Regions from separate parts of the Homo sapiens genome. Here region 2 is linked to region 1. A link is a loop called in an ENCODE intact Hi-C map of the cell type or tissue named here. Cell type or tissue: MCF 10A. All regions are shown on one strand. Links, peaks and the distances in the headings refer to the core of each region. The heading gives the core; the rest is flanking DNA.

Evidence for each region. Hi-C counts contacts between places; a loop is a spot of excess contacts. Peaks named below come from ENCODE experiments on the same cell type or tissue, not always from the same donor. Only the 100,000 strongest peaks of a DNase experiment are listed, where the experiment ranks them.
Region 2: it touches region 1 in a loop (2.9-fold over the local background); 2 of 110 quality-filtered maps call a loop at or near these places.

The regions. Positions count from the first base shown.
Region 1 is chr5:18,194,339-18,210,287 of GRCh38, reverse strand. No RefSeq gene overlaps it. Among named protein-coding and RNA genes, the nearest start is that of LINC02223, 400 kb to the right of the region's middle. In MCF 10A, for the core only: no CTCF peak of the experiment used is centred there; no DNase peak of the experiment used is centred there.
Region 2 is chr5:18,262,235-18,278,183 of GRCh38, reverse strand. No RefSeq gene overlaps it. Among named protein-coding and RNA genes, the nearest start is that of LINC02223, 460 kb to the right of the region's middle. In MCF 10A, for the core only: no CTCF peak of the experiment used is centred there; a DNase peak (open chromatin) is centred at 7,023.

The sequences.
Region 1 (15,949 bases), core at 3,402-11,401:
CTTGTCCACTTTTATGTAATCAACACTGGCAGGAACTTTTTCATCACTTGAAATCATGACTTAGGATATTTGGTCAAACTATACATCAAAATGGATTCATCATATATTTGTCTCGAAAGAATTTCCTGATAAATTCCAATTAATTTTGATTTATATCTCTGCCTCCAGAAAACCAATAACCATCTTTTATTATTGGCCAATTTTTTTTTTTGACAGAGTTTCACTCTTGTTGCCCAGGCTGGAGTGCAATGGTGTGATCTCGGCTCACTGCAACCTCTGCCTCTTGGGTTCAAGTGATTCTCCTGCCTCAGCCTCCTGAGTAGCTGGGATTACAGGCAAGTGCCACCACGCTGGGCTAATTTTGTATTTTTAGTAGAGATGGGGGTTTCTCCATGTTGGTCAGGCTGGTTTCGAACTCCCGACCTCAGGTGATCCACCCACCTCAGCCTCCCAAAGTGCTGGGATTACAGGTGTGAGCCACCGCACTCAGCCTATTTTTGGCCTTTTTTTTTTTTTTTTTTTTTTTTTTGAGACAGAGTCTTGCTTTGTCACCCAGGCTGGAGTGTATTTTTGGCCATTCTTATCATCTCCCTTTAACTCTTCTTCTGAAGAAAGGGAGAAAAAAAAGAGATGAAGAGAACTGGCCTTGTCTGCTCCTGAAATATAAAGTGAAGACTATAGGTTCAAATGACTTTAGTTGCCTCTAAATGGTTTCCCACTTATTTGTTCATAGATACCAAAAGAAATAGGTTAAAAATTTAGGTCAATGGATAAGCACATTTAACATAAACATTTTTAAATAACCAAAATAAAATTATTCATACTTCTATGCATTTATTTTTATGTATTTTCTCCTAGCCTTTATCAGCTTAGTAGGAATTGAGTAACTGTAAACCTCAAATCTATGAGCAATGCCAACTTGTCATTAGTGCCTCAGAAACTAATGGTTTCTAAAGAGAGAAAATGGTACTTTAATGAATTTTATTATCTCTGCTACCTTCAGCTTATGCAAGAGGCCTTTACAGCTTGCTTGAGAAAAAAAATTAAGTAGCTACAAATATCAAAAATAGCAGCTCTCTCTATGCCATTCGTATTTCAAAACTGTATCAAACACCTTTAAAAATGTTTTATTTCTAGAATTTGGTTCTGTTAGTTCATATGTGTTTTTTTTCTAAAATAATGACTGATGACTATGAAGATTAAAAGGTATTTTTCTAAAATAATGACTGATGATTATGAAGATTAAAGGGTATAATGTAAGTTTTTGTGAAAGTGCCCAAGAATGATTTCTAAATAAAATTATCACGATTCTTGATTTTTAAGTGAGTGTAACATTCAATGCAAATAGTACAATCAAAGCTTTTGAAGTCATTTTTTTCTCTTAACTGTAAATATTCATGTACATATAGAAAAGCATTGAGATAACCAACTCATGCTTAACTGATCAGTCGAAAACTCTTTTTACCTGTGATGCACAGAGAAGTGAATATAAGCACATCTTGTGAATACTCACCTACCCAGGTGGACTAAACAATAGGATATGTTAAATTCTCCTTTAGTAATAAATAATAGCTTTATGAATGTTGTGTTTGAATACAATTACTTAAGGAGAAGAAATAATGAAATCAGTTCATTAGAAAAGATAGCCATAGAAAAATGTAATGAATTTAAATGACCCTAAATAAAGATGTAATTATATAACTTGAATTTTTTTTTTTTCCAGTGCAAGTGAAATTTCTGTCCACAGCAATTATGTTGTCATGCTTTTCTATGTGTTTTGAGCTTTTTTGTGTATTTTCAGTCTATCTCCTGTAGTTGTTTTTTTGGGGCGGGGGGTTTTGTTGTTTTTTTTTTCTTTTTTCTGCCTAGACTCCATTCTTTCTCATGGAAAATCTGTTCTCTTATTTTTAGAAAATTATCCCTTCCCCATTACCCATTTTACTTATGGTCTTATAGGGAGTTGTTATTATATCGTCATACATGACTCTTTCACCTCTGGAAAGAGGAGAAATCTGGAAAGAGTGATTTGTCTAGGAGCAGGGATGCAAACCAAGTCAGTCCTTCAGCATGTTTTTCTGGAATTTTTCACATGAGAGAAGGCTATTTTCCAGAAGGCAAAGTTGGAAATAAACGAACTCCTATCTCCTATCAGCTATTGTTCTGGTACTTTGCAGAAAGTAGATTTGATATTGTAGTAGTTGGTATAGGAAGATATCCCATAAATAGGATAACTTGATTCTGACCCTCCCAGGACAGCACACATTGCATGTATTAATATTTGTGAGTGTTAATTTTGTCATGTATTAATACAATGAACCCTGTAAAACTGAGTATGAACAAGAACCAGCTATAGAAGAGGAAGCTGTTGAGTTACTTCTCAGATTTTCTGGACTGAGCAGAGATTCTTGAGTTCGGTGACCTTACCAGCTTGGTCAAACCTCCTTCAATCTCATCCAAGTCATCTGGTCAGTGTTTCTGCAGGGTTCAGAAGTACCAAGAGCACTGTATAAATCTTCTCATCTGTACCTATGTCCTTGAGGCTAGGGAAACCATGGATTGCCTGTTCTAATATTTATGTGGCACTGATAACATTGTATGCAAAACAACTTTCTACTGAAGAGAATAAGGCCAATATCAAAGAGAGGAAAAGCTGAGTGATGGAGGGTCCTGGCCAAGCTCAAGTCACTGTTAGCAATGTCTGCAATTGTTTCTGGAGCTGCTTTTTTCCTCATCTTTCTTACGGTTGAGTACTTTAGCTATTCCTTTCAGTGAATAGCACTACAATCTTCCAAGATAATTTTCTTTTGTGCTAAGTTTGAGTTGTATATATGTAAAAATCAAGAGTTCTGATTGATACAGAAACTGTCCATAGAGCTTGACACACTGTAGATGATATACTCTAGAATATGACAATAGAGACAAGACAATAAGTCTCCAAGGATCCATGCATTCTGGGTTGGTAAAGAATTATTTTGGGTAGGCAAAACCAATAATGTTAGTTACATTATGAGGATCCATACATTTTTGGTTGGTAAAGAGCTATTTTTGGTAGGCAAAAGCAATGAAATTAGTTAAATTATGACATATTAGCCCTTAGTACCCTAGATACAGATTGGCACAAAAATATATGTTTTAGGTAGCCCATTAAAAATATGTCAACTATGTACCGACTGCTTCTTAGTTAGGTAAGGCACTATTAAAGTGAAACATATTTGAGCCAGAGCCTGTCCATCCCAAGAAAGATCAGGGACAGCTGACCAGATAGAAAAGAGCAGCTACATGGTCGCTCATTCAGCCTGATTAAGACCATAATTTAAAAAAATTGATTTACGGCCAGGTGCAGTGGCTCACACCTGTAATCCCAGCACTTTGGGAGGCTGAGGTGGGTGAATCATGAGGTCAGGAGTTTGAGACAAGCCTGGCCAACATGGTGAAACCTTGTTTCTACTAAAAATACAAATATTAGCCAGGTGTGGTGGTGGGTGCCTGTAATCCCAACTACTCGGGTGGCTGAGGCAGGAGAATCACTTGAACCCAGGAGACGGAGGTTGCAGTGAGCCAAGATCACACCATTGCACTCCAGCCTGGGCAACAAGAGCAAAACTCCATCTCAAAAATAAAAAATAAATAAAAATAAAAAATAAAAATTGATTTAAAAGATTAGTTATAAAAAAGTTATGTATATATCTTTGATGTACTTTTCCTGAGATCTAATGAGATTTGAAATATTTTGTATTTATATTAGCTATTTATATTTGTTTTTTTCTCTTGTAGGTTATCTGTTAACATAATTTCCAGTTTTCTATAGTATCTTAGAGAGAGTGAATAGAGTTATTTCTCTAAAAAGTTTGTGAAAAAGAGTGAAATTTTTAAAAAGTAGCTGAGGAGTACATGTAAATGAAAAAAGCATTTTTTTCAGTTGGCTTTATTTTTGCTTTTAACATAAATTTGAGGATATCCAAGGGCCAATGAATAGCTCCAAATATAGTATAAAATATGGCTATGTAGGTGTTGGGAATAAAAATTGATAGTAAAAGTTTCTGAAGAAAACAAGACAAAGGAACATGAAAACATAGATTAAGATAATTATTTCCTAATCTTCAATTCCCCAAAGTTCTGATAAAATTATATAGAATTTTAATTCCATAATGTTATTTTTCTCAAAATACATTTCCTATTTTTAAATAATTTTATGTAAAATTTACAAGTCTCCACATTATGAAGCTTGACTTAGACTTACCATCATTCAAAGATATCTCAGTTTATCAAACTTTATTTGTGGTTCACTTTTGCATTTTCATAATGTGTATGAAATCACTTCCTCAATTAGATTTTTAGAAAAGTTGATGCCTGGATAATGTACTTCCTGAGTGCTTCTGTATCTTAGTATCTTTTTATTTTGAATTTGCAGTTGAATAATATTAATCTAAATATAGAAATTTAGATGAAAATATCATAAAAATGGCCATACTGCCCAAAGTAATTTATAGATTCAATGCTATCCGCATCAAGCTACCATTGATTTTCTTCACAGAATTAGAAAAAACTACTTTGAATTTCACAGGGAACCAAAAAAGAGCCTGTATAGCCAAGACAATCCTAAGCAAAAAGAACAACGCTGGAGGCATTACACTACCTGACTTTGAACTATACTACAAGGCTACAGTAACCAAAACAGCATGGTATTGGTACCAAAACGGATATATAGACCAATGGAACAGAACGGAGGCCTCAGAAATAATGCCACACACCTACAACCATCTGATCTTTGACAAACCTGACACACGCAAGCAATGGGGAAAAGATTCCCGAATGGTGTTGGGAAAACTGGCTTGCCATATGCAAAAAACTGAAACTGGAACCTTTCTTTACACCTTATACATTAATTAACTCAAGATGGATTAAAGACTTAAATGTAAGACCTAACACCATAAAAACCCTAGAAGAAATCCTAGGCAATACCATTCAGGACATAGGCAAGGGAAAAGAGTTCATGACTAAAACACCAAAAGCAATGGCAACGAAAGTCAGAATTGACAAATGGGATCTAATTAAACTAAAGAGCTTCTGCACAGCAAAAGAAACTATCATCAGAGTGAACAGGCAACCTACAGAATGGGAGAAAATTTTTGCAATATATACATCTGACAAAGGGCTAATATCCAGAATCTACAAAGCACTTAAACAAATTTACAAGAAATAAACAAACAACCCCATCAAAAAGGGGATGAAGAATGTGAACAGACACTTCTCAAAAGAAGACATTTACGTGGCCAACAAATATATGCGAAAAAGCTCATCATCAGTGTTCATTAGAGAAATGCAAATCAAAACCACAGTGAGAAACCATCTCACACCAGTTAGAATGGCGATCATTAAAAAGTCAGGAAATAACAGATGCTGGAGAGGATGTGGAGAAATAGGAATGCTTTTACACTGTTGGTGGGAGTATAAATTACTTCAACCATTGTGGAAGACAGTGTGGCAATTCCGCAAGGATTTAGAACAAAAATACCATGTGACCCAGCAATCCCATTACTGGGATTTGGTATACACCCAAAAGTTTATAAATCATTCTACTATAAAGACACATGCACACATATGTTTATTGCAGTGCTGTTCACAATAGCAAAGACTTGGAACTCACCCAAATCCCCATGAATGATAGACTGGATAAAGAAAATGTGGCACATGTACACCATGGAATATTAGGCAGCCATATAAGAAAGGATGAGTTCAGGCCAGGCGCGGTGGCTCACGCCTGTAATCCCAGCACTTTGGGAGGCCGAGGCGGGTGGATCATGAGGTCAGGAGATCGAGACCATCCTGGCTAACAAGGTGAAACCCCGTCTCTACTAAAAATACAAAAAATTAGCTGGGCGCGGTGGCGGGTGCCTGTAGTCCCAGCTACTCGGGAGGCTGAGGCAGGAGAATGGCGTGAACCCGGGAAGCGGAGCTTGCAGTGAGCCGAGATTGCGCCACTGCAGTCCGCAGTCCGGCCTGGGCGACAGAGCGAGACTCCGTCTCAAAAAAAAAAAAAAAAAAAAAAAAAAAAAAAAAAAAAAGAAAGGATGAGTTCATGTACTTTGCAGGGACATGGATGAAGCTGGAAACCATCATTCTCAGCAAACTAACACAAGAACAGAAAAACCAAACACTGCATGTTCTCACTCATAAGTGGGAGTTGAACAATGAGAACACATGGACACAGGGAGGCAAACATCACACACTGTTCCTATTGGGGGTTGGGGAGGCTAAGGGAGGGATAGCATTAGGAGAAATCCCTAATGTAGATGACAGGTTGATGGGTGCAGCAAACCACCATGGCATGTTTATACCTATGTAACAATCCTGCACGTTCTGCACATGTATCCCAGAACTTGAAGTATAATTAAAAAATAAATTAAATAAATAAATGAAAATAGGACAAAGCAAAAGTATCATGGCATAAAAAAAAGAAATTTAAATGAAAATAAGTCTTTTTAAAATTTTCACAATCTTGATCCATTGCCTCATATCAAAGCCAAAATAATGTAGACAGTGTGTTCTAAATTTTCTTTCTTTACAGATGAAGAAACTGAGGATCAAAGTGCTTAAATTATTAATAATTACCCAACCTACCAGCTTTTACAATATTTAAAACAACCTATAGCCCAGCTACAGAATTTAATTACACCACTAGGCACACCAAAGTGAAGGCCTCAGCCTCTATTTATTGTATTTTAGTGAATATAAAGACAACTCAAGAAAGTTTATTTAAACACATACTTATCCCTGATATGTTGGTCTTTTCTGATGCCAAAAGACAAGTCATATTCGGCTTTTCTATTTTGCTTTGAAATCAATCATTTAGCCTAGCTCAAGGCAGCCTGCTTTTGAAATGGAAATTATCAACCTAATTCCTTATCTAGTTACTCTACTTAGAAAACACATTATTTTAGACATATCTACCAAAGTATAGCTTATCTTTAAACATAAATGGACAGCATTCACATATATTTTCCTCATTTCATGCCACTGCTTCTCCGCAATAGAACATAGCACTCTTTAACATCTTACTTTAAGTTACACATAAATAAAAATGATATATATGTTGCTTGCCTTTTGTAATACAGCAGATGACGCATATTAATTGGGTTTTGAATTCATAGCAATAGCAGCATGAATAAAACACATCTTTTAGAGTCTTAGATGAATAATGTATTCTAATATCTGGAAAATTTTCCAAATGTATGTTAATAAAGTTAGTTTCTCAACATTGCCAGTGAAGAGTCCTTCCCCTTCAATGAATGTCATTAACTACCATCAATTCAATATTCAGTTTATAAAAAAATAAACTACTCAGATAGAAAGTAATCATTTAAATTGGAAATTTTTAATAATTTTAAATCTAATACAATCTTTTTATCAAGAGTTTCTGTTTACAAATACCATTTAACTTAAGGATCAAAATTAATAGGAAACCACTTCAAACTCAATTTTGTTTATTAAACAGTGCAGTGAATACAGGAGGACTTCCAAAGACCTCATAATATAACATATTACGTTTTCAGGCAAAAACACAGAAGAGTTAATTGCCCAACTTTAATAGCGTGATGAGTGAATGTGTTTCAAATTACTTGGTGTAATTTGTGCTAATGTAACAGTTTTTGGCCTTTTCTATTACATTTTAAATGTAAGTTTAGATTCTGAAAGTGTGGGTATCTACATATAATATACACATATGTATACATTTCAGTGCATGCATATATGTATGGGTATGTATATGTATGTATGTATCTGAAAGCATAACAAAGCGTAAAAGGAGTGTCTTTGAAAATTGTTCTGTAGGCACCAGAAGAGACAGATTGATAACAGGACAGATATCCACAGTAAATCAATATCTGGAACTGTAGCCAAAAGACTGGTCTAATAATTGTGGTGGCATTGCATCATTGCTGGAACAGCTGCTGGAAGTACAGGATGCTGTTGCAATAGTGTCTCAGTTATTTCAAGTGGTACATTAGTATGTTTTACAATGTGCTATAAAGGAATACTTGAAGGTGGGTAATTTATTTAAAAGGAGGTTTATTTGGCTCACAGCTCTGCAGGCTATATCAGAAGCACGGCACCAGCATTGGCTTTCTAATGAGACTTCAAGAAGCTTCCAATCATGGTGGAAAGTGAAGGGGTATGTCACATGGTGAGAGAGGGAGTAAGAGAGAAAGGAAGGAGGTCCCAGGCCCTGTTAACCAACCAGCTCTCTCATCTAATTTCCAATGATACCAGAAACCTGAATTCAAGAGCATCTGTTTATGGCTGATTTAAAGTTATGAAACTTGCCATTGCAAAATTCTAACTGAGACAGTGAAAAAGGTATGACCTAAATGACTCCATCTTGCTTCTAACCTCCAAACTGTCCTTGTTTATTCTTGTACTTTGGAAGGAACTTATAGTTCAGCTTTGAAACAAATATGATAACAGTTCTTTCCCAAAACAAACCTTTTTACTGCCTGTGGACTAGACTGCCTAAACCCATAAGATTAGAAGTTACGGTAATTTTACTAAATAATTCAGGGTGTAGCTATTTTCATTAAACCAATATCAATGTTATTAAAGATTACACAAGCAAAGATCATTCTGTCTTGGGCTGGGTTTATAATTTTGTAACCCCTGTGCCAAATTTTGACAACTTATAGTATTTGGCAGGGATACGTATGAAATTACTTGATTAATAAATGCAAACAAAAATGTATGCTGGTAATTCTTAAGACATTTCTAGTATCATTTTACCCATAATTTTAAAGCTTGCTTATTTATTAAAGATTTTACTTAAGTAACATAAACTTGAAAAAGCATTTGACTAGTCTTTCCTTTTTCTGATAAAGTATTTGATTTAAGCACTTATATTTTTCTTTAAGCCAATTAATTAATGCTTATATATATTTTAAGTAGTGAAACATTGTGTACACAACACATAAATATATAGATGTTTTAGGCATACTGATAGAAGTACATCTTATAGATTCATAAAGACCTTTTCTTTTCACATCTTAGACTATCAGATTCTTGAAAACCTGTTTCACAACATAAACTTGAAAAAGCATTTGACTAGTCTTTCCTTTTTCTGATAAAGTGTTTGATTTAAGCACTTATATTTTTCTTTAAGCCAATTAATTAATGCTTATATATATATTTTAAGTAGTGAAACATTGTGTATACAACACATAAATATATAGATGTTTTAGGCATGCTGATAGAAGTACATCTTATAGATTCATAAAGACCTTTTCTTTTTGCATCTTAGACTATCAGATTATTGAAAACCTGTTTCACAACCCTAGGCAGTTGTCAGCTAAATAGTCTTAAATTTGCATATTGAAAGAAACAACTCAGGTGAAAATCAAATAGCAAAATTTACATCATAAAGTACAGAGAAAAAAAGTCTGGTGGTGCTAGAGGGAGATTAAAGAGGGATACAAAATCAAACATAAAATTATAGAAATTTATCATAGGATTGTGTAAGGAGATCAATTTTATTTACATAAGGACTACCTATCTTTTATCTGGATCTCTGAGCTCTGGGCAGAACCCAGACTGAATCCTGGGTCTCCAAAAAGGAAGAATTATTTTGAGGTTAGACCACATGATGCTTTTACAGTGCACTTAATTTTTTTTTTCTGACAAAGGCTTTTCTAAGTGTCTAAACTACACTCTTCTTTTAAAACCCTAGAGTAGCCTCTGTTGCAATAGTTATTAATGAAGAAAACAGAATTCAGTCAACGGAGAAGAAAACAAACTTTTGCTCAAAAGGAAGACAAGGTCCTGGGAGAGAAAAAAACAAACATGAAGGTCTTTTAAATACAAACATGCACAGATACACACACAAACACACACACACATCTTGGATGTTAGCTTTTAATTAAGCTGACTTTTAACCATTGAGCTCCTTTTTTTAAAAAACGTCTTTTAAAATCTCATTACTATATTTCAGCTAGGACAAATTGCTGCTATTTCAGAAGTACCAAGTATCAAACCAAAAAGGGCTTGATTGAGGAATCAAAGCCAGACTGTTTTGGTGGAACAGAGGGAAGGCAGAACCTTAGCTATCGAACTGCAGTGTGGGGTGACAGCCATTCCTTTCAGTTTGGTCTGGCTAGCAAAAAGGTGGCCTTGTTATATAAATAAAACCCCTTTAGGAGTCAAAATAAAAAAATATGTCCTCTTTTCTTTTTCGCCTAGCACACCACCTACCACCCTTTATTGTGTGTGTGTGTTTGTGTGTGTGTGTGTGTGTGTGTGTGTGTGTGTGTGAGAGAGAGAGAGAGAGAGAATTTAGCCACTTCAGAGGCCTTGCTCCTCATAATTTGGAACTTTCTTTTCCTTTATTTGGATTTGATCAAATTGGATAGAGTTAATCAAACCCAATGGGAAAAAGACGAAAACAGCAAAAACAGAAACAAACAACAACAAAAAAGCAGTTAAGCAAAACAAACAGTGGCATAACTTACATGATCACTGAACACTACAATGGTAAGAGGAAATTAAGATCAGCTGGTTGTTAATCTCAACTTTAGCCAAGACTAACCCTAATTCAGTTTCTTACCTAGGGATGGGACTCAGGCTGTAGACAGCTCTCCACCATCCTAGAAGTGGAGGAAAAAAAAAAAAAACTCATCTTCCCTGTTGGAAGTGAGCTCAAACTCCATAATGGAGTTACCTGTCTTCTTTCTTCATGGAAACAGGAAATCTTGCCTTCCTTTTGGAAACAAGTAAAACTCCAAAAAAAAGAGGAATTGTACAGCAAAGTAAACATTAGGTCTCAACCAAATTTTGGGATTTCATGGATTCTCTGGAGTGGGTGCTCTCAGACCTTGGCAAATTGTCCTATTGGTTTGAGCCATATGGCTAACTCATGCTGGTACCAAGCACTGATAGGAGATTTGTCAAAGGTCAGGGACATCTCCACTCAGGATCCCTTCATAGTTACCAAAATGTGAACCCCAAAAATCTGAGACAGGTCTCAGTTAACTTATAAAATTTATTTTGCCAAGGTTGAGAATGCATGCCCATGACACAGCCTTGAGATTCTGATGACATGTGCCCAAGGTGGTCAGAGCACAGTTTGGTTTAAGACATTCTAGGGAGACATAAGACATCAATCGCCATATGCAAGATGAACTTTGGTTTGGTCTGGAAAGGCAGGACAACTCGAAGCAAAGGTGGGAAGACTCAAAGTGGGGAGGGGGCTTCCAGGTGATAGGTAGAAAAGAGACAAATGATTGAATTATTTTAAGTTTCTGATTAGCCTCTCCAAAGGAGACAATCAGATATACATTGATCTCAGTGAGCAGAGGGGTGACTTCGAATAGAAGGGGAGGCAGGTTGGTCCTAAGCAGTTCCCAGCTTGACTTTTCCCTTTTAGTCATTTGGGGACATGAAGACTCATTTTCCTTTCAGAATACAACAATTCCTTATCCATATTTCCCCAAAGTCTTACCTCTTCCTTGCGTTAACTCAAAAGACCAAAGTTCAAAGTCTCATCTGAGACTCAAGACAAGTTCCTACCACCTATGAACCTGTATTTTTTTTTAGTTATTTACTTAAGATACAATGGTGGTACAGATATTGGATAAACATTCCCATTTCAAAAGGGAGAAATCAGCATATAAAAAGGGAGAATAGGCCCCACATAAGTCCAAAACACTGCATGACAGACATTAAACCTTCAAGCTCCAAAATAATCCTTGACTCCATGTCCAACATCCAGGGCACATTGGTGCAAGGGGTGGGCTCCCAAGGCCTTGTGCACCTCTGTCCCTGTGGCTTTGCAGGGTGGCTTTGCAGGGTGCACCTCCGTCCCTGTGGCTGCTCTCACAGGTTAGAGTTGAGTGGCTGTGGCTTTTCTAGGTTCAAGGTGCAACCAGCTGGTGGCTCTACCATTCTTAGGTCTGGAGGAGGGTGGCAGCATGATTCCCACAACTCCACTAGTCAATGCCCTGGTGGAAACTCTGTGTGGGGGCTCCGATCCCCTCTTTATCATTGGCACTGCCCTCTTTGCGTCTCTCTGTAGGGGCTCTGCACCTGTGGCAGGCTTTTGCCTGGGCACTTAGACTTTCCCGTACATCTGAAATCAAGGAGTAGGCTGCTAAGCCTCCATCACTCTTGCATTCTGCACACCTGCAGACTTAACACTACACCACGTAGAAGCCACAAAGGCTTATGGTTTGTGCCCTCTGTAGCATCATGCCAAACTATAGTTGGGGAGCTTTGAGCCATGGCTGGAGTTAGAGATGCAGACATATGGGGAGCAGTGTCTCAAGGCTGTAAAGACAACAGGGCCTTGGGCCTGGCCCCTGAAAAACATTATTTCCTCCTAAGCCTCTGGGCCTGTGATGGAAGGGGCTGCCTCAAAGACTTTGAAATGCCTTTGAGGCCTTTTTCTCATTGTCTTGGCTATTAGCACTTGGATTCCTGTTATTCATGCTAATTTCCCTAGCAAGTGTTTGCTCTACAGCCTGCTTGAATTCATCTACTGAAAACGCTTTTTCCTTCTATACCACATGGCTAAGTGGTAAATGTTCCAAATTTTTGTGCTTTGCTTCCCTTTAATTGTAAGTTCCAACTTTAAGTCATTCCTTTGCTCCCACATCTGATAATAGGTTGTTAGAAACAGCAACATCACATCTTGAATGCTTTGCTGCTCAGAAATTTATTCTGCCAGATGCCTGAGGGTATTACTCTTAGGTTCAACCTTCTGCAAATCTCTAGGGCATGAACACAGTGCAGCCAAGTTTTTGCTAAGGTGTAAAAAGGCTGATCTTTACTCCAGTTCTCAGTTACTTTTTCATTTCCATCTGAGACTTCATCACACTGGAGTTCATTGCCCATATTTCTTTCAGCATTTTGGCCACAATCATTTAACCAGTCTCTAAGAACTTCCAAACTTTTCCTCATCTTCCTTCTTCAGAGCCCTCTAAACTCTTCCAACCTCTACCCATTACCCAGTTCCATAGCTGCTTCCACATTTTCAGGTATCTTTATAGCAATGCCCCACTTTTCAACATCAATTTTCTAGCTACTATTATCTGAAACATGTTTAATATGTATTATACCTAAAATATTCGTTTTCTTCCTCATACATAGTTGCTTCCTGGTATCTGGTTTAGAAATAATATTAACATGCCAAATGTCAAGGAATTGAAGGAAGGGCCTATATGAGTAGTTAAATTAGCTGTATTGTTTTTGTTTTGTGGATTTTGTTAGTAATTTTTTTGTGTGTTTTGCTTTGGGACCTTTTTTATTTTGGTTTTGCAAAAAGTAACTTAAATAGTTTAATAATTGCTTCATATAACATGGAGGTAGAACAGGAAAAAATACATTCAGCTATTCTTATTATGGATTAAGTGTTCAAATAAACCAGTGTGAGATAATAACACTGTCAATTAATTGGTGGGATTAGCCTTGCCATTTTATTTTTATAAATGTGTATTTTTTCTGAATGTGTCTTGAGTCCAAGAGTGGACAAAAAATAATTTTCTACTTTGCACTAATTTATAAAGGTATTTGAAAGTCTGTATTACTAATTTGTTAAATTCGTGATATTCTGCCTATGACATAAATTGTAAACTTTTGTTTTTCTAAAAAAAGTAATTGACCACTTGTAAAAGAAATAATGCCCTATGCTGATGAAAATTCACACAATGTTATGATACTCAAGTATAGAAATTGGGCACAGGATATATTCTGATTAAAATTTCCTCAAAGATCAACTTGAAGGATAGCTTTTGACTCTCCTTCATGCATATACCCCTTTTCATATTTCTCCTTCTCAAAGAAATATTTTTTCTATCATAGCATGACTACCCATTATGTAACCAAAAGCACACAGCTTCACTTGAAAAAGACAACTCAAATATCATCAATTACTCTTTATACTTCCAAATCTAAAATCTTGATTTACTGAATTGTTTTTCCCTGGAACTCATCAAATTTGGTCTCTGTGCTTTGTTATTTCTGAGCGAAATCATAAGGCTATTTACATGTACATGAAATGTGCAACTGGTCCCAGAGCTATCAATGGTATCTAAACCTTTGTTCCTACATGATTCATCCCATGAGTCTTTCACCTCTTGTAAAAAACACAGCTCTTGCCTTTTGCTACTTTCTGTGGTTTTTAAAATTTCTTTTTGATTCCCACTAATTTCTGAGGATTCTAATCATTCACAAGACTTGCCAGCACATGTTTGCACAAACTCCATTTTGTAGCAGCAACCTTATTTTCCTCTGAGAGGCAGAATTGTTTACCCAAATACTCATCGTAGGCCACTTTAAAAAATATGTTGTCTAGGTGAATCAGAAGCTTAAATTGTTCCAGTTGCAATGTTAACTCTTACTTAAATAAAAGCACTGTTTTTCACCAAGTAGAAATATTTTTTTTCCTTTGGACATGGAATCTCTAATTAAGATTCCCGGAGATTAAGAAATCTTTTTCAAGTGGGAAAGTATATGTAATAAAAGAGAAATATTGTTCATTGACTTTAAGCATACACAGCACTCTATAGGGTAGCCTCCCAGTTTCATATAGTTGAATTGTCCAGATAGCTCTGCACTTGAATCTTCTTGGGCCATCCCACTTTTCTATATATCACGAACTACTTTCATTTAATGAATTACATTATAAGATCAATGAAGAGTTGCATGGGTATCAGACTTTTTCTTATTATTTTGTTTGAAAGTGAGTTTCTTGGCTAATAGCAAGATTGTGTGGGAAGTTCTGAAGAAAAAATATATGTGTGTATGTATATATATGTTGAGTATATATAAATTAATGGAAGGAAGAAAAATATTGTACAGAATGAAGAATACTGTAAATATTCATATGTAGCAAAAAATATTAAAATAGATGTAACAGAACCTATGAATGTTGGAAAGGAATACTTAGAGATAATGGAGATGATATTGTTTTCTAAATGTGTTCACATGAAAAAAGCAACAATGAAAATATAATAAACTATCACACTTAGATATTTGTTGCTAGCCATAGTTCCTTCACTCCATGACTTTGTTGCCAACAATAGTCTACATTTTTTATGGTCTAACCTTAATTATAAACATCTCAGCATTTATTAGGGCCATGTATGTTTGTAAATAATATAATCTCTAAACATTTTAACGCAATTGAAACATATAAATAAATGAGGAAAATATGTATAATAATTTAAGATAACAGACTAAATGTCTCTAACCTTATAAACATAAGGTTTATCTTTATCTCAAGAATATAGCAATACTACTATGGAAACAGAGGTTAGCATAAACATTATCCTATCATAAATTACAGGTGTATTCTAAGTCTTCTAGTGGTTACATTTAAAAACATGCAAGGAAATTGGCAATAATATGTTCAGAATGGTATAAGATAAGGTTACTTCCATTCAGTGGATAGAATTTTAGTGTTCCAAATTATGACCATTTCCTGCAGAAGGTTTTTTTTTTTTTCTGTAGCAGCTACTTTTAGAAGATAAGACTATTCCATAATTAATTTCCTGTTGTTTTTTGTTATGCTTCTAGTAATGTGTTTCTGTGCTCTAATAGGATAAAGATAGTGTTACAAAATAAATGTAATGCATATTTTCCATTTTTCAAAGCCTTGTCTTTGAAAGCATGAAAAGTTTTGAGTTTAAAATTGTAAGTTATGTAAATTACATCCAAACAAATGATTGTTTAGAAAGTTTAAGGTCCTTAGCCGTGTGCTAGTTCCACTGAAAGATAAACATAAGCATAACCAACTTCCTATTAAAAGCTTAAGGGGAATACAGCCAGGAGCAGTGGCTCAGGCCTGTAATCCCAGCACTTTGGGAGGCAAGGCGGGCAGATCATGAGGTCAGGTGTTCGAGACTAGCCTGATCAACATGGTGAAACCCCGTCTCTACTAAAAATGCAAAAATTAGCCAGGCGTGGTGGTGCA
Region 2 (15,949 bases), core at 2,608-10,607, 69 kb before region 1:
GCACTAAGCCAAATCTGCTCAGCCAAGCTTCTACCAAATTGATGTCTGATAGAAGAGAAGCAAACTGTGAGAGCTAATAGAGTAGGCAGAATAGTGTCTCCTCCAAAGGTATCTACATCCTCATTCCTGGAAGCTATGGCTATGTTAGGTTACAGAGCAAATGGAAATGAAGGCTGCAGATAGAATTAAGATTCCAGCTCCCCTTAACATGGGAAGATTATATGGATTATCTGAGTGAGTCCAATGTAGTCGCAAAGGCCCTTACAAGTGGAAAAGGGAAGTAGGCAAATAAAGATGTGACCACCCAAGAAAGACACAGTGTTGCTTACTTAGAAAATGGGAAAAGGGGCCACTAACCAAGGAATATAGTGACCTCTAGGAGCTGGAAAGGGCGAGGAAATGGATTCTGTCCAGAGCCTCCAGAAAGGAATGCAGCCTTTCTAATGTCTTAATATTAGCTCAATGAGACAAATGTCAGACTTCTACAGAATTGTAAGACAGATTGTAAATTTGTATTATTTAAGCCTCTAGGTTTGTGGTTATTTGTTACAGCAGCATTAACAACTAATACAGATTAAAATTATTATTTTTACTTTAAGGTATTACATTGCAGCTGGTTTGTTATACATCATTAGATAATAACTGGAACGGAAGAGCAGTTTTTGTCTGTCATTAGATAGTGAACTTTTTGAGCGGAGTCATATTTGTATCCTGTTGGCCTGGTGCTGAATTTAAAAGATATAATGCATATAATTAATGCTGAATGAATAAGTAAATATCAACAATGATCAAATTATTGTATTAGAGTTCTCCAGAGGGACAGAACTAATAAGATGTATATATACATGAAAGGGAGTTTATTGAAAAGAATTGGCTCACACGATCGCAAGGCGAAGTGCCATGATAGTCTGTCTGCAAGCTGAGGAAGAAAGCCAGTAGTGCCTCAGTCTGTGTCCAAAAGCTTCAAAAGCAGGGAAGCTGACAGTGCAGCCTTCAGGTTGTGGGCCCTGGCAACCACCGGTGTAAGTCTAATAGTCCAAAGGCCAAAGAACTTGGAGTCTAATGTCACAGGGCAAGAGTAACGGATGGAAGCACCCATCATGGGAGAAAGATGAAAGCCAGAAAATTCAGCAAGCCAGCTCATCCCACCTTCTTCCACCAGCTTTGTTCTAGCCCAGCTGGCAGCTGATTGAGAGAGGGCTTTCCTCCACCAGTCTACTGACTCAAATGTTAATCTCATCTGGCAATACCCTCACAGACACAACCAGAAACAATGCAAGCTGTCTAGGCATCCTTCAATCCAATCAAGTTGACACTTAATATTAGCCATCACAAGTCCACTCCTCATCTACTTGAACCCATACACATCTCTTGAAATTATACTTAATCTCCAAATAAAGACAATAATAAGGTCATAATTATGCCTAACATAATACAGCTATCCTTTGTACAACCAGAAGCACACTAATTCTTAACCTAAATGCTATTATATAAAGTTAACAACACTTAAATGCTGATATGAAAATAAATCTTATATCACATGATAAAGGAAGACGAAAAGAAATAAAATGAATATATTTTCTTAGTACAAGTATATACATGCACAAACGTATTCTTAACAAAATGAGGAGGAAATACTCATGACAATTACAGTCCTCGTTTCTGCAGCTGGTCATGTGGTCGTAGCTGGTATTGATAATTACCTTTTTTTACTACCCATTCTGTATTTCCATTGCCTTCAGCAAGCACCTCAGCAGGTTGTGATTTTTTTACATGGTGGAGTGACCTGAACCTTCACTCCTGAAGGGTCTGGGCCATTTGTAGTCCTGCCTGATTTGGGTTGTTGTAGTTTCCACTGACCTTAATCACAGGGCATGGTAATACTAAGAGATGTCCTAAGGGGTCTCCTGTATCCCACACATACTCTTCCTTAGCATGTATGTATTCCATACATACTACTTCATAATGGAGTAGTAGTCTGATTTCATCTTGATAGTTTGAGTCAATCACCCCATCTAGCACTGTCACTCCTTTCTTAGCCTGTTTACTTAGAGGCAGAAGGAGCTCAAAGTGGCCAGGTGACAATCTTAACTTTCAGTTTGATGAAATTATTGCTGTGTCTTCTGGTGGCAGCATTCCTCCCTCTAGAACTAAGACTTCTAGGCCAGCAGAACATAATGTTGTGTGAACAGAAAGCAAAAATGTTGCTAGTGGGTCACTAGGGGTGATGGCGAGTGGTGCCACGTCCACTTCCACCCTTGATTATTGGATCCATGTACCCTGGCTATGGGAGAAAGAGTACCATATATTGAACTCTAATTCAGAGCATACACAAGCTTCTGGAGAATTTTACCCTAGCCCTGCAAAGTATTGTCACCTCATTGGCATTGTAATTGTGACTATAAAAGGCCATTTCGTTATTCTATCAATCCAGCTGTTACAGGATGTTGGGGAACATGGTAAGACCAGTGAATTCCATGAGTATGAGCCCACTGCCGTACTTCTTTAGGTGAATCATGGCAGAGATTCCTAGGATTTTGGACTAAGGCTCTATCATCTTCTGCAGATAACTACTCTCCTTAAGAGAGACATTACAGGATCTTGGCCCATTACAGGATCTTGGTAGAAACTAAGTGTTTAACTACGGGTCACCAAGTTACCAAGTGACCTGAACTACCTACCATCAGCTGGGTGCTTTCTGACTCATCTACCCATAAAGTTGGACATATACAACAGCATTCCATCATCAAATGGAAGTGGTACATAAATTATCGGGATCAAGCAGGTCCTGAAGCCACAAATAAGTTACATGAAGAGTGGCTCAAATGCCCATGGTCCCCACTCCTGCCACCCTGACTTCTCTCTCCCATCCTGCACATGTGACCTCATATATAATTCCTTATAATCAGTTGATGGAGGAAGAGAAGACTGGGGCCTCGTTTACAGATGGTTCTGCATGATATGCAGGCACCACCCAAAAATGGACAGTTGCAGCACTACAGCCCCTTTCTAGACATCCCTGAGGGACAGTGGCGAAGGGAAATCTTCCCAATGGGCAGAACTTAGAGCAGTGCACCTGGTTGTGCCTTTTGCTTGGAAAAAAAATGGCCAGATTTGCGATTATATACTGTTTCATGGATGGTACAATGGTTTGTCATGGTCAAGGACTTGGTAGGATCTTGGTAGGCTTGCTCCTACCAGGTCCTTACAATGGCCAAGGACTTGGTAGGAACATGATTGAAAAATTGGTGACAAGAAAATTTGGAGAAGAGGTATGTGGATGGATTTCTATGAGTGGTCGAAAACCGTGAAGATATTTGTGTTTCACATGAATGCTCACCAAAGGATGACATAAGCAGAGGAGGATTTTAATAATCAAATGGATAGGATGACTCGCTTTATGTCCACCATTCAGCTTCTGTCCCCAGTGACTCCTGTCATTGCCCAATGGGCTCATGAATGATGGTGAAGGAACTTGAAATAATAGATTAGGCATGCTTGAGAAAACTAGGGTTGCTTGCTTATGAGGAAACAAGAACGAGGAGACCTTGATAGATATCATCAACTAGTTGAAGTTCTGTCGTATGGAGAGGATTCATGGATGTTTTGTACCAAGATGGATAAGATGAACAGATGTGGTAGCAAGACTGATTTTATTAGAAGATATAGAAAATGTACTTACAATCAAAGTTTCCTGAATTGGCGTTGAGAACCCTTAAGGTGTAGGCACACAATTTTTGCTGGAGATTTTCTAAGGCTTAAAAAAAAAAAAAAAAAGGTTTCCATAATCTTGTGTTTTACAGAAGTGCCCTTTTAAAACATAATATCAAATTCATTATTTCCATGTAAGTCCAAGTCTAAATACTGTTATTTTCTCTTGGGTAATATGGTATTTAGACTTAAGCCTACAGGGCAAATCTTATACTGCGATTAGTGGTTTTCAAAGTCTTTCAATAAATCACGCACATAGAAAAGAAACATTTTCTATGATCTTTCAGGTAAAACAAGGATATATATGGAGCTTAGTTTAAAAATTATTTTTTCTTTATAAGGAAAAATCAAATGTAAAAGATTAGAAAAGATATTAATGTTTTATTAGTATAAAATATCCAAATAAAGCCTCATCAAAATCTTGACAGAAATGTGAACCTGAATCTATGAACATAACTTTTGTTCAAAGCGTTACATTTGCAGCCGGTATATACAATTCCGAGGCAAGACTGACTAGAAATAGTGATTTCTTCAATTTCTGGATGGCATCAAAAAGAAATTATTCTGCATAAATAGGTAATAACATTTTTAAAATCTATCTTTTACTCTTTCAAAATTAACAATAGCTGAAATTACATTTAATGAACTCAGCATCTCCCCATTTTCTTTTACTGGCACAAAGAGTATTGAAAATTTTCATAATAGTCATTAATTTTAAATCAAAAATATTTGAAATAGTTACCTTAAAATAATGACTGATTATTATAATGACTAGCCCAATAATGACTCATTAATGGGCTAGGTGAGCACTATTAGTACAGTTACCTTGCAGTCTGCTAGATTTCACTGAAAGGCTCCATCTGCTTTCATTGGAGAGAAGTGTCTGTCATCAATTCCAGGATTTTGTTTGGAGCTGTACCTCCACGCTATAGACTGGATATTTGTATTCCCTCCAAATTCATACATTAAAACTCCAATCCCCAATGTGATGATATTAGGAGGTGGGGCTTTTAGGAGGTCATTAGGTAATGAGAGTGAACCCTTCATTATAACAATTAGTGTCTTTATAAAAGAGACCCCAGAGAGTTGTCTCGTACTTTCACCATGTGAAGACTCAGGGTGAAGATGGTCATCCATGAATCAGAAAACAGGTCCTCCTCACCAGACACCAAATCTGCCAGTGCATTGATTTGGACTTTCCAGCCTCCAAAACTGTGAGAAATGAAATTCTGTTGTTGATGATCCACCCAGTCTATGGCACACTGTTGTATCATCCTAAATGAACTAAGACATCCCAGAATGGCCAGTAGATTTTCCCAAATTTCCTTCTGACTGGCTCTACCTTGAGTTGTGTACCTTAATCCCTGGACACCTGGAATACAATATCTTCCAATAGCTCCATGAGTTCCTTACACCTAATTGGCAACCATACATTCTGCAGCTGGCTGTAGAGATGGCCAGCTGGTAGTGCACAACTTGGCAAGGCTCTGTATATGGCTAAACAGCAGCAGGTTCTTGATAACATGTACAGGAAGTACCATTAGGTTGGTTTCTACTTAGATGCTCCTTTGAGAATCCCTGGATGGGGTCCCCATAGCTGGAAGTGACCAGTCCTGTGGACTCGAGCTCCTCCAGCTCTCATCTAACCATCTAAAAGCTAGAATGTATCAAATATTGCCAATGTAGCCAGTGGTATAAACCATTCAGAGCACATTGATTGGGAAGCTCTACCATCAACCAGAAAGTAGATGCTTATCGAATATATTTGTGGAGTTCTTAAAACCATCTCTATCTTCTAGCCCTCACTACTCACTGGAAATTCTCTCTTCACTTGCTTCCTTAATACCTAGAATTCCTATTAGTAAAGGAGTTAGGAAAAGGAGATGAGAGAAGGGAACTTAAGTTAATTGAAAGCTGCTGCATGTGAAATAACTTCGGCAATGAACTGAAGATTTAGCTCCCCACAAAGTTCAAATATTGAAATCTTAACCTCAAAGTTATGCTATTAGAAAGTGGAAACTTTGGTAGGAGATTAGATCATAAGAGTAGAGCTCTTATGATTGGCATTAGTGTTTTTATAAAAGACAACATAGAAAGCTAGTAGCTCCTTCCACCACATGGGGATTCAGTGAGAAGCCACAATCTATAAACCACACAGCAGGCCCTCAGGAGACAATAAATCTGCTGGTGCCTTGATCATGAGCCTCCCAGCCTCCACAACTGTGAGAAATAAATTACATTGTTTATAAGCTATCCAGTTTATGGTATTTAATTGTAGCAGATATGGGCTAAGCCAATTTTATTTATGTACATCGTTATAACATCTCTATGACATAAACGTTCATAAAGACTTTCCACATATAAAGGAAATAAAATTTATAAAGATTGATTCATTGATTGTGCAGCTTGCAAACAACATAGGTAAGATGTAAATCTAGGTTAAAACGCCAAATTCAATGATTAGTTTTCTCGACGTGTGCTGCCTCTATGAACTTTAATGAGCACAAGAAAGGTGTGTTCACTAAACTTTTTTTTAACGTAAAGTGTGCATAAACATTTCTTCAGGATATAAATATGTAGCATTTCTCTAGTGCTTCATATGTAGAAAGTTGGAGGCCATTAATTTTACTATAACATCAAAAACAATCCAGATAAGCTGCACAACATTTCTTAAACTCAACAGAAACCTACATGAAGTCAACTCCAAAAAATGAAGGACACTTCAAGGAGACACTTGCTGCCACTGCTGTCATCCCATGAAGAATGGAAAAAGGGCAGTCTGTCTCAGAAAGGGATAAGGAGAAACTTGCCAAATGTTTACAGAACGATGAATGACTGATGTGACAGATCAGAATTCTGAGGCAGCCCAGCCACAAAGTGAGGTGCCCACCCGCCAACTCTTTCCCATAGGTTTTCCCTGAGGCCTGGCAGAAGTAGGCCAAACCCAAGGGCTACACAAAAGGGTTGAGATAGAGCATCCCTGAGCAGTGCAAGGGGAGTCTTCATATGGAGCAGCCACCCTCAGAAGGGGCAGGGGAGGGCAGAGTTTCATTGTAAAAAGAAAGAGAAGTCCTACAAGACAGGTATCAGAATTCAGTAGATAATTTGAGCCTATAGGAGAAAAAAGAGCATTGAAAGAACCTGTGAAGTGTGCATGTAGATAAAGAAAAGTTAGTAGATGTATGAACTAAAATTGGTTTCTAGAGTTTATATGGAGTATGATAGCAGAGAGGCAGTAGAGTTTACTGAGTACAGCTAGACTCAGAAACTAGACTGCTTTGGCTCAAAGCCAGTCACTACTTTGTGGTCTCTAATGTGAATTTGGCAACATGATTCAACTTGCCTGCTTCAAGATTTTCATCTGTAAAATGAGAGCAATGATAGAGTATGACTTATAAGGTCATGGTGAGAATCACATAATCGTGTTCACAGAAAACACTTAAAACAGTACCTGGAACATGTTCTGCAATTTTACTGAGGTTTATGGAGGGAAGACATCAAGGTACTTACACTGTCTCATCTATTGTACTCTTGTCACCAATCCTGCAGGGCTTTTTGAAGCTCTGCACATCCAGTATACACTGTGACCACCAGGGTTGCACACACGCTATTCCTATCTGTTGTGATTGTGTTCTTAGTCCTTCTCTTCTCTGGGTAACGGGACCGGTTTCATGAGCATGAGACCTGTGAATCATATGTAGCCCCAGGCACAGAATGGCCCCAAAACTTGATTTAATGTTCTGCTGCTGCTTTCTTCAAATCCACAAGAATTTTTTAACAAGGGACTCCACATTTTCACTTTTCACCAGGCCCCACAAATTATATAGCCAGTCCTGCTGGCCAGCTTCCTCATCTCAAGTCTTGGCATAGATGCTACGCCTTCTAGGTAGACCTTTCTAAAACTAGGTTAATTGCCACTGTTCTATTCTCTATTAGAATTTTTCACTTTCCCTATTATAGTACACACTACACTCTTAAAAACATTTATCTCTGTGAGATATTAAAAGCTCCATAAAATCAGGAACATGGTCATTCTTGCTCAATATTTTTCCCCCAGCATTTTTCCTGGGCTATGACAATATGTACTCAGCAACTATATGTTGAATGAATGAATGAATATGTTTATCTTGAGAATAAGAAAATCTCTAAAAACTACTGCCTCATGATTCTATCTTACAGATAAATCATGCCAATTTCCCAAAATGGAATTAATCCATGCCAAGTAGAAGAGTCTTGAAGGCAAGGGATCTGACACCCCACTGAGAAGCAATGGAATTCTCCCAGAGGAGCAGCAGCAAGTTTCCACTGTAAGAGGGAAGAGTGAATTAAGAGTGGTGTATCTGTGGAAGGCCGAGGCGGGCAGATCACGAGGTCAGGAGATCGAGACCACCCTGGCCAACATGGTGAAACCCTGTCTCTACCAAAAATACAAAAATTAGCTGGGTGTGGTGGCATGTGCCTGTAATCCCAGCTACTTGGGAGACCGAGGCAGGAGAATCACTTGAACCCGGGAGGTGGAGTTTGCATTTAGCCAAGATTGCACCACTGCACTCCAGCCTGGTGACAAAGCAAGACTCTATCTTAAAAAAAAAATGTACCTGGACATTTTATACTCAATAGTTGTGATGTTTGTTGATAGAGATTAGAATTGCTACCAGCTATGTACTAATAGTTGTCAATTACTGACACTCGTAGAAAGTAAGTAGAGATTGCCAGAGAGTAGGAGACAATAAATGCAAGAGGTTTACAAAGAATCACTGTCCCAAGAATCCTCTCTGCCCAGCTCTCAAGGAGATCTATTTAGCAGGTACAGTTACACATAGTATTTTAACTTGGTAGTTTAGCAAGAAGACTACAATTAGTGTAGTTGTTTGTTTTCTTGTTTTTGAGACAAGGTCTCACTCTGTTGCCCAAGCTGGAGTGCAGTGGCACCATCATAGCTCACTGTAGCTTTGAATTCCGGGACCAAAGTGAGCCTCCTCAATCAGCCTCCTAAGTTGCTGGGACTACAGTCACATGACACCATGAGCAGCTAACTAGATTGAATAAGTATGTTCTGTGAGAAAATTGTTCTTAGGTTCTTACCATACGTATTAGTCCATTTTCACACTGCTGAAAAAGACATAACCGAGACTGGGAAGAAAAAGAGGTTTATTTGGATTTGTAGTTCCATGTGGCTGGGGAGGCCTCAGAATCATGGGTGGGAGGCAAAAGGCACTTCTTACATGGTGCCAGCAAGAGAAAATGAGGAAGATGCAAAAGTGGAAACCCCTGATAAAACCATCAGATCTCATGAGACTTAATCACTACCACAAGAGCAGTATGGGGGAAACCACCCCCATGATTCAAATTATCTCCCACCAGGACCCTCCCACAACACATGGGAATTATGGGAGTACAATTCAAGATGAGATTTGGGTGGGGACACAGAGCCAAACCATACCAGCATATTTTTATGTGCATCTTCTTTCTAAACTGGCCACAAATTTAAGCTGCTTTAGGATAAACAGGTTTGTGATCACCTCTTTACCCTCAGTGAATTAGAAATAATTCATAAAGCACTACTTAATAGTTAAAGGATGCTGTCAACACCAGAACTGGGCTCTAGTCTAATTTCTACTAATTAGCTGGGTTACTTTGGGCAAGTCATTTAATCTTTCTACCCTTCAATATTTTCAAAATAAAGCTTGGATGGTTTCTATATTCCCTCTTAGTTGTAAAGTTCTTAATTAAGAGAGAGGAAAAAATAAAAGAAGAAATACTTTGGAGGTAGAGGTAATCAAAATTCATGTAAAGATGATATTGTTTTGAGATGGAAACAGAATATTGAAATAGAGTCAAAAGAACAGAATCTCTACATATGTGAAGCTGTACAAATTGCACCAAGATTGTTCCCAGAGAGTGTGCCTTCTGTAGAGGGCTAAGTCATAGTTAGGGATACAGTTTAAAGGGGAAAACACAAACAAGGGAGAGCACTCTTGTAAGATATAATTGTGCAGAAGGAAAGGCAGGCTCTATCATTGCACATCATAAATGCAAATCAGTAGAGAAGTATGTAAATGAAAAATGTGCCACCTTTATTTGGCTTTTCCATGCATCTCAGAGTTTGACTAGAAATGTTTCATTCACTTAAAGTAGAGGCATTTCTGTCAAAGGGCTTCCTTAAATGTTTTGTCACACTCAACAGCAATTTCATTGAAAAAATACTTTTAAATTTTTGAAAAGCCACCTCTTATGGAAAATGTGTTTAGCCAGAGCAATTCCTCCTCTTTTCGTCAGCTTTCTGTTCCTGTGCTTTTGAGAGTAGGGTTTAATGGTATCCATCTTAGGGGCATGGACTTACATGAGCAGGCAGTAGGCTTTCTGTATCACAGCTGGGGACACCCTGAATCATAGTGACATGAGTCAGAAAAGATACAAATTAATATATGGTTTGAACCCCCTAAGTTGGGGGGTGTGGAAGGAGGAGGAATATATGTTCTTTAGGGTTAATAGTCTCATAAAGCAGAAGACAGAGATACAGGCAGAGATTGAAGGGTTTTTTTGTTGTTGTTGTTTCCTGATAACTGAAAGGAAATATGGGTAACACAGACCTAATGGTTTGTGTGTTTCAAGAAACAGGAATTTATATTCCAGACTATGACATGAGACATCAGAGAGATAAATCCTTGACGAGGCATAGAGTGCTTCCCATAAAGATCAGGACATGACTGATAAAAAGGAGGTTTATTGATCTTATCAAAGGCCTTAGACCTGAGACTTGTGGGCGAGAGAAAAACAAACAATGTTACAAGTGGAAAACCAGACACTATAAATGTGTATAGGAACTGCCAGGACCTCTCAACACTTGAGCTGAATTGGTGTGGCATCCCTTCTACTTATTTCTATTGATTAAAGAAAGTCCTCGTTCCAGCTCAGACTCAATTCCCATTTATAGACAGGAAAAGTAAGGTTTTGGAAAAGATAAATATTACACTAAAGGTTGCATTGATGGTAAATACTGTAATGGGATTTCAGCGCAAATTTCTCTAATTTTGTATCTCATGCACATTTCACCTTAGTATGGTTCCTTTGTTAAGCTCATCAAAGCATTTGGCCAAGGTGGGCAGATCACGAGGTCAACAGATCAAGACCGTACTGGCCAACATGGTGAAACCCTGTCTCTACTAAAAATACAAAAATTAGCTGGGCATGGTGGCACATGCCTGTAGTCCCAGCTACTCGGGAGGATGAGGCAGGAGAATTGCTTGAACCTGGGAGGCGGAGGTTGCAGTGAGCCCAGATCACACCACTGCACTCCAGCCTGGCGGCAGAGCGAGACTCCATCTAAAAAAAAAAATTATTATATTACTGGGAAAAGATTAAAATACTAGTTAGATAATTATACAATTAGATGTGGGCAGTTTATAAATATTATAACTCAGTTGTTTTTAGAATTTTTGGTCTGTTATTCAACTGTTTTATTAATAGCTCAATATTTTATTAATTACATCAGGCCATTCAAGGTCTTATAAAACCAAGGTAAATTTTCAAATATATTTTATATTTGATCACATATGCATTTTTTGATGTTAAATTAGCTTTATGCTTTTGGAAAAATAGAGATAAAACTGTATTAAATCCTCAAAAATCAAATAGTAACAAAATTCATAGCGTTTAATATATTTCCTGTGACTATAGTACACTATAATATAATATACTGCAAAACTTTTCCTTAATTTCTATATAATTTCTATCCATTTCTGTAACTGGACTGTTTGTAAAAGCAATTGTCAGAGTTATCATTTTTCATGTTTTATTTCATGATTTTTCTCAGATACAGTTGAGAAAATTTTTCTCAAAGTTTATATTTTCCAAAATTATGTATCTTATAACTGCTGAATTGTTAAAAAGCAGATACAGTGGCCTCTGATTCTTTGCCTTCCATTCCTAAGATTGAATTGTGCTGTGTCACAAAGTCACAATCAAGCATTCCCAAGTCATATAAGGATGATACTTCACACTTTGACATTTTCCTCTTTCTAGAAAGGCAACTGAATGAATATAGTAGAAGGATAGGAGGGAATAAATGCATAAGCATACCCAGAATGGGAGAAGACAGCAGCAGGCAGGGGAAAATGGTTACGGTAGCATTGAGTGACCAACCGCTGTTCAGATGAATGCAGACACAACAGAAGACTGCATAGGAGGGAGAAGCTTTTCCTCAGAGATGGAAAAGCCTCAAAGTACCTCCGGCCTGAGAGTGAGCAGCATACAGGAGTGAATGATTAGGTTTTGTGTCCGCACCCAAGTCTCATGTTGAATTGTAATTCTCATAATCCCCATGTGTCAAGGGAGAGATCAGGTGGAGGTAATTGAATCATGGGGTTGGTTTTTCCATACTATTCTTGTGATAGTGAGTGAGTTCTTATGAGATCTGATGGTTTTATAAGTGGATTTTTCCCCTTTGATCAGCACTTTTTCTGCTTGCCGCCTTGTGAAGAATGTGCCTTGCTTTCCCTTAGCCTTCTGCCATGACTGTAAGTTTCCTGAGGACTCCCCAGCCATGCTGAACTGTGAGTCAATTAAGCCTCTTTCCTTTACAAATAAGCCAGTTCAGGCAGTTCTTTATAGCAGTGTGAGAATGGACTAATATAGGGAGTAACAAGGTTGTCTCTGTAGCCTCTGCTCCCATTCTGGTCTGAGTTTCAACACAAGTGGAAGAGCAGATTCCTTAGGGTAAAACCAGATAACCCATCCCAAATTCTCCAGGCACCAAAAATCTGTCTGGGAAAAGAAAAGCCTCTTGGAAGAGATTATGTGAGCATTTGTAATCGAGAAAAATGACTCATTTTTACCTCGGAGAATTTTCATTTAGTTAGTTGATTATTGCTTTCTCTCCTCTCTCTTTGTTCCCCCTTTCTAGAATTAATATTCAACAAATACTGCAGCTTCTGTATACCTCATCTAGCTTTTCTCTTTCTTTTTTTCTTATGTGTGTTTTTCTTTTGGGGTTTATTTGCTTTAATTACTTTTTTACTGACTTCTAGGCAAATTACTCAATCCATCTTCATGATGATTGTATTAATTCATTCTCGCACTGCTATAAAGAACTGCCCAAAACTGTGTAATTTATTAAGGAAAGAGGTTTAATTGACTCACAGTTCCACATGGCTATGGAGGCCTCAGGAAACTTACAATCATGGTAGAAGGGGAGCAAACATGTCCTTCTTCACATGGTAGCAGGAGAGAGAAGTGCCAAGTGAAGGGGGAAAAGCCCCTTATAAAACCATCAGAGCTTGTGAGAATTCACTTACTATCATGAGACTGCATGGGGCTAACTGCCATTAGGATTCAATTACCTCCCACTGGGTCCCTCCCATGACACATGGGGATTATGGGAACTACAATTCAAGATGGGATTTGAGTGGGGACACCGGCAAACCATATCAATTATTAATACTTCTACCACATCAATTTTGATATTCAGTGTTTCACTCAGTTATTACGGTTGTTGTTCTTAAAGTATAAAGAATCTTTGATTTCTACAATTATTTGTTAGCAACTTTTCTCATTTTAGAACTATGATATATCCTATAACTTCTTCTAGCATAAGGAACTTTTTTTAAGTTTGTTACTGCCTCTTCCAGTAGCTCTTTTTTGCCTTTATGTTGTTACTTATTCTTCTTCAAATAGTGTTTGGCCTTTGAGGACCCGTTAATATGCATATGTGAAAGTCCAAATCAGTATTGGCAGATGGTACAGGTTTCCTCAGCTGCTGCAACACTCAATGTTACCTGATGGTCAACCCAGCTGCTGGTTTCAGATCCTGCTGTAGTGAGTAGCCTGGGGTGTGTCTGGTTGGAATGCCTCTGAGGATTGGCTTTTGGTGAGGAGGTGCTCCTTGTTTATTGTGGCAGAAGAATAATGAGAACCTTACTCTTTTTCTCCTCCTGGGATCAATTTCTCATGTTGGAAAAAGCAAGTTACTCCACTTCATTTATAGACCTGTAGTTGCAGCTTTACCTTGGGGGAAAACACTGATGCTTGGCTGAGACTGAATACTGAAACAGCGATTCTGAAATCTTCTGTCAAAATCTCTCTCTCTCTGCTCTATGGGATGCTCTACCCTAGGTCATGCTGTCTCTGATTTGGGGGTTCTCCTGTATGTATGTACATACCTCATATCTGTCTGCGGGTTGCAGTTTCAGCAACTTAATTCTGTTTTCTTTCTACTTTTTGGACAGCTTCCTGTTTCAGGTACACCAGTGGTACCCATAAAGGTTTCCTAGTGGCCATTGATTATCTCTTGTGTTTCTGTTTTGTTTTGTTTTTTTTTTCCTTGAGATAGAGTCTCTCTTTTGCCCAGGATTCAGTGCAGAGGTGTGCTCTCGGCTCACTGCAACCTTCCATCTCCCAGGTTCAAGCAATTCTCCTGACCCAGTCTTCCGAGTAGCTGGGACTACGGGCACGCACCACCACACTGAGATAATTTTTGTATTTGTATTTATTTATTTATTTTAGTAGAGATGGGATTTTGCCATATTGTCCAGGCTGGTCTCAAACCCTGACCTCAAGTGATCTACCCACCTTGGCCTCCCAAAGTGCTGGGATTACAGACCTGAGCCAACATGCCCAGCTTATCTCCTGCTTTTATACTTCATTCATTTTCACTGGATTTTGGTAGTGAAGAAAAACACTCATCAGCTTTTCTAAACCTGAAGTCCAAAGTCTTTCTCTAAAATTTATACTCAACTGCCTCTACTCTAATGGGAACCAAACAAAATAGTAACTATAGAAAAAAACACACATTCTATTATTGAATATGAGAATTATGATAGATGTGCTCTTGGTTTTTGACTATATAATTAGGTCATATGTTGAATGGAGATGGTTGTAATGAGAGTTTATAGCAGAAAACAGGAGGTAGATTAACAAGATATTTAAAAATAGTCTTTTTTGGATAAAACACTTTAGGGCACCCATCACAGCTCAAAATTACGGGCCCTTAAGGAAAATAAAAATAAGAATATTGCATCACAGCATCTCCAATCACCCAAAAAAAGTCAAATAATGAGATTTTCCACTTTCTCCACAAAGAAAACCTCTTATGAGTCCAAAAAACTCTCATTTTACAGTTCATTGTGAATTATAGCATTTCAAAATACAGTGAGTTAATATCTTACATCTTTTCAAGTGTATTTATTTTTAAGTTTATTTATTTCTGAATCATGGTAACTCCTATGCTCCCCTTTAATGCTCCTCTCTGTCTCTCCCTCTTTTTCTTAAGCCGACTTTGAAGTTTATTAAAATAAAGCATTAGCAAACAATATGCAAAAACAAAGTTCTTTAGAGTTACGGCTTTGAAAAGCACAATATAATAAAAACAAATATAGTTTTAGAAGTACCAAAGTAACAGAACTGAAGAATGTTGCTGGAATTTCATTTTCTACAGCATAAATGAAAGCAGAATAAGTACAAATAAGAAGGATGCCTACAGTGCAGACTTCCGCTTGGTCTTCATTATCTGCCTATGAAATATTTTCTTAGGTGAATGTATTTAGGAAGATACAAACATTCAGTTTTCATGATTATAATACTCTGTAATTTTAAAATAAGTGAATTTCAAATTATTACTTAAACCAACCAGGTTAAAAAAGAAAATCACTTGCTTACCCATGATCTTCAAGAGTCTTGACAGTTAAAATATTTTATGAATAAATCAAAGTTACATCATCTCCAAAGGTATTAGAAGGGACAATCTGACACTAAAAGATTTCTTTTTTACAAAGATCTTGAGATTCTTTGGCCTCACTGGTAGTTTGTAATAGTGAACACCAACTTTTATTAAGAAGGTACTATTAACGGGGGAAAACTCTACCTTTACACAAAGTTCTAAACTTTAACATCTTCAAATAAGCCCTTAAAGGATAATGATTTATGATGATTTTAAAACTTTTAAGAACTGAGTAATTTGGACAAGAACCATATCAACCTTTTTCATTCTGCCATGAATGATTGAAGAATTCTGCTCTGGGACTCGATCTTTTTAACAAAATAACTCCTCCCATTTTACAGCAATTGCTACTAGCAAATATTATAGCACGCACTCTTACTTCAAAACAAAAAAGAAAATTGATGTGTGAGATTTCCTTTTACTTGATTTCTTAAACCATCCAATTTTAGGGTGTGACTTCAATTATAATACAGTTGTATTTCAGGAGATAAGATCCAATATAACAATGGATTGATACATACT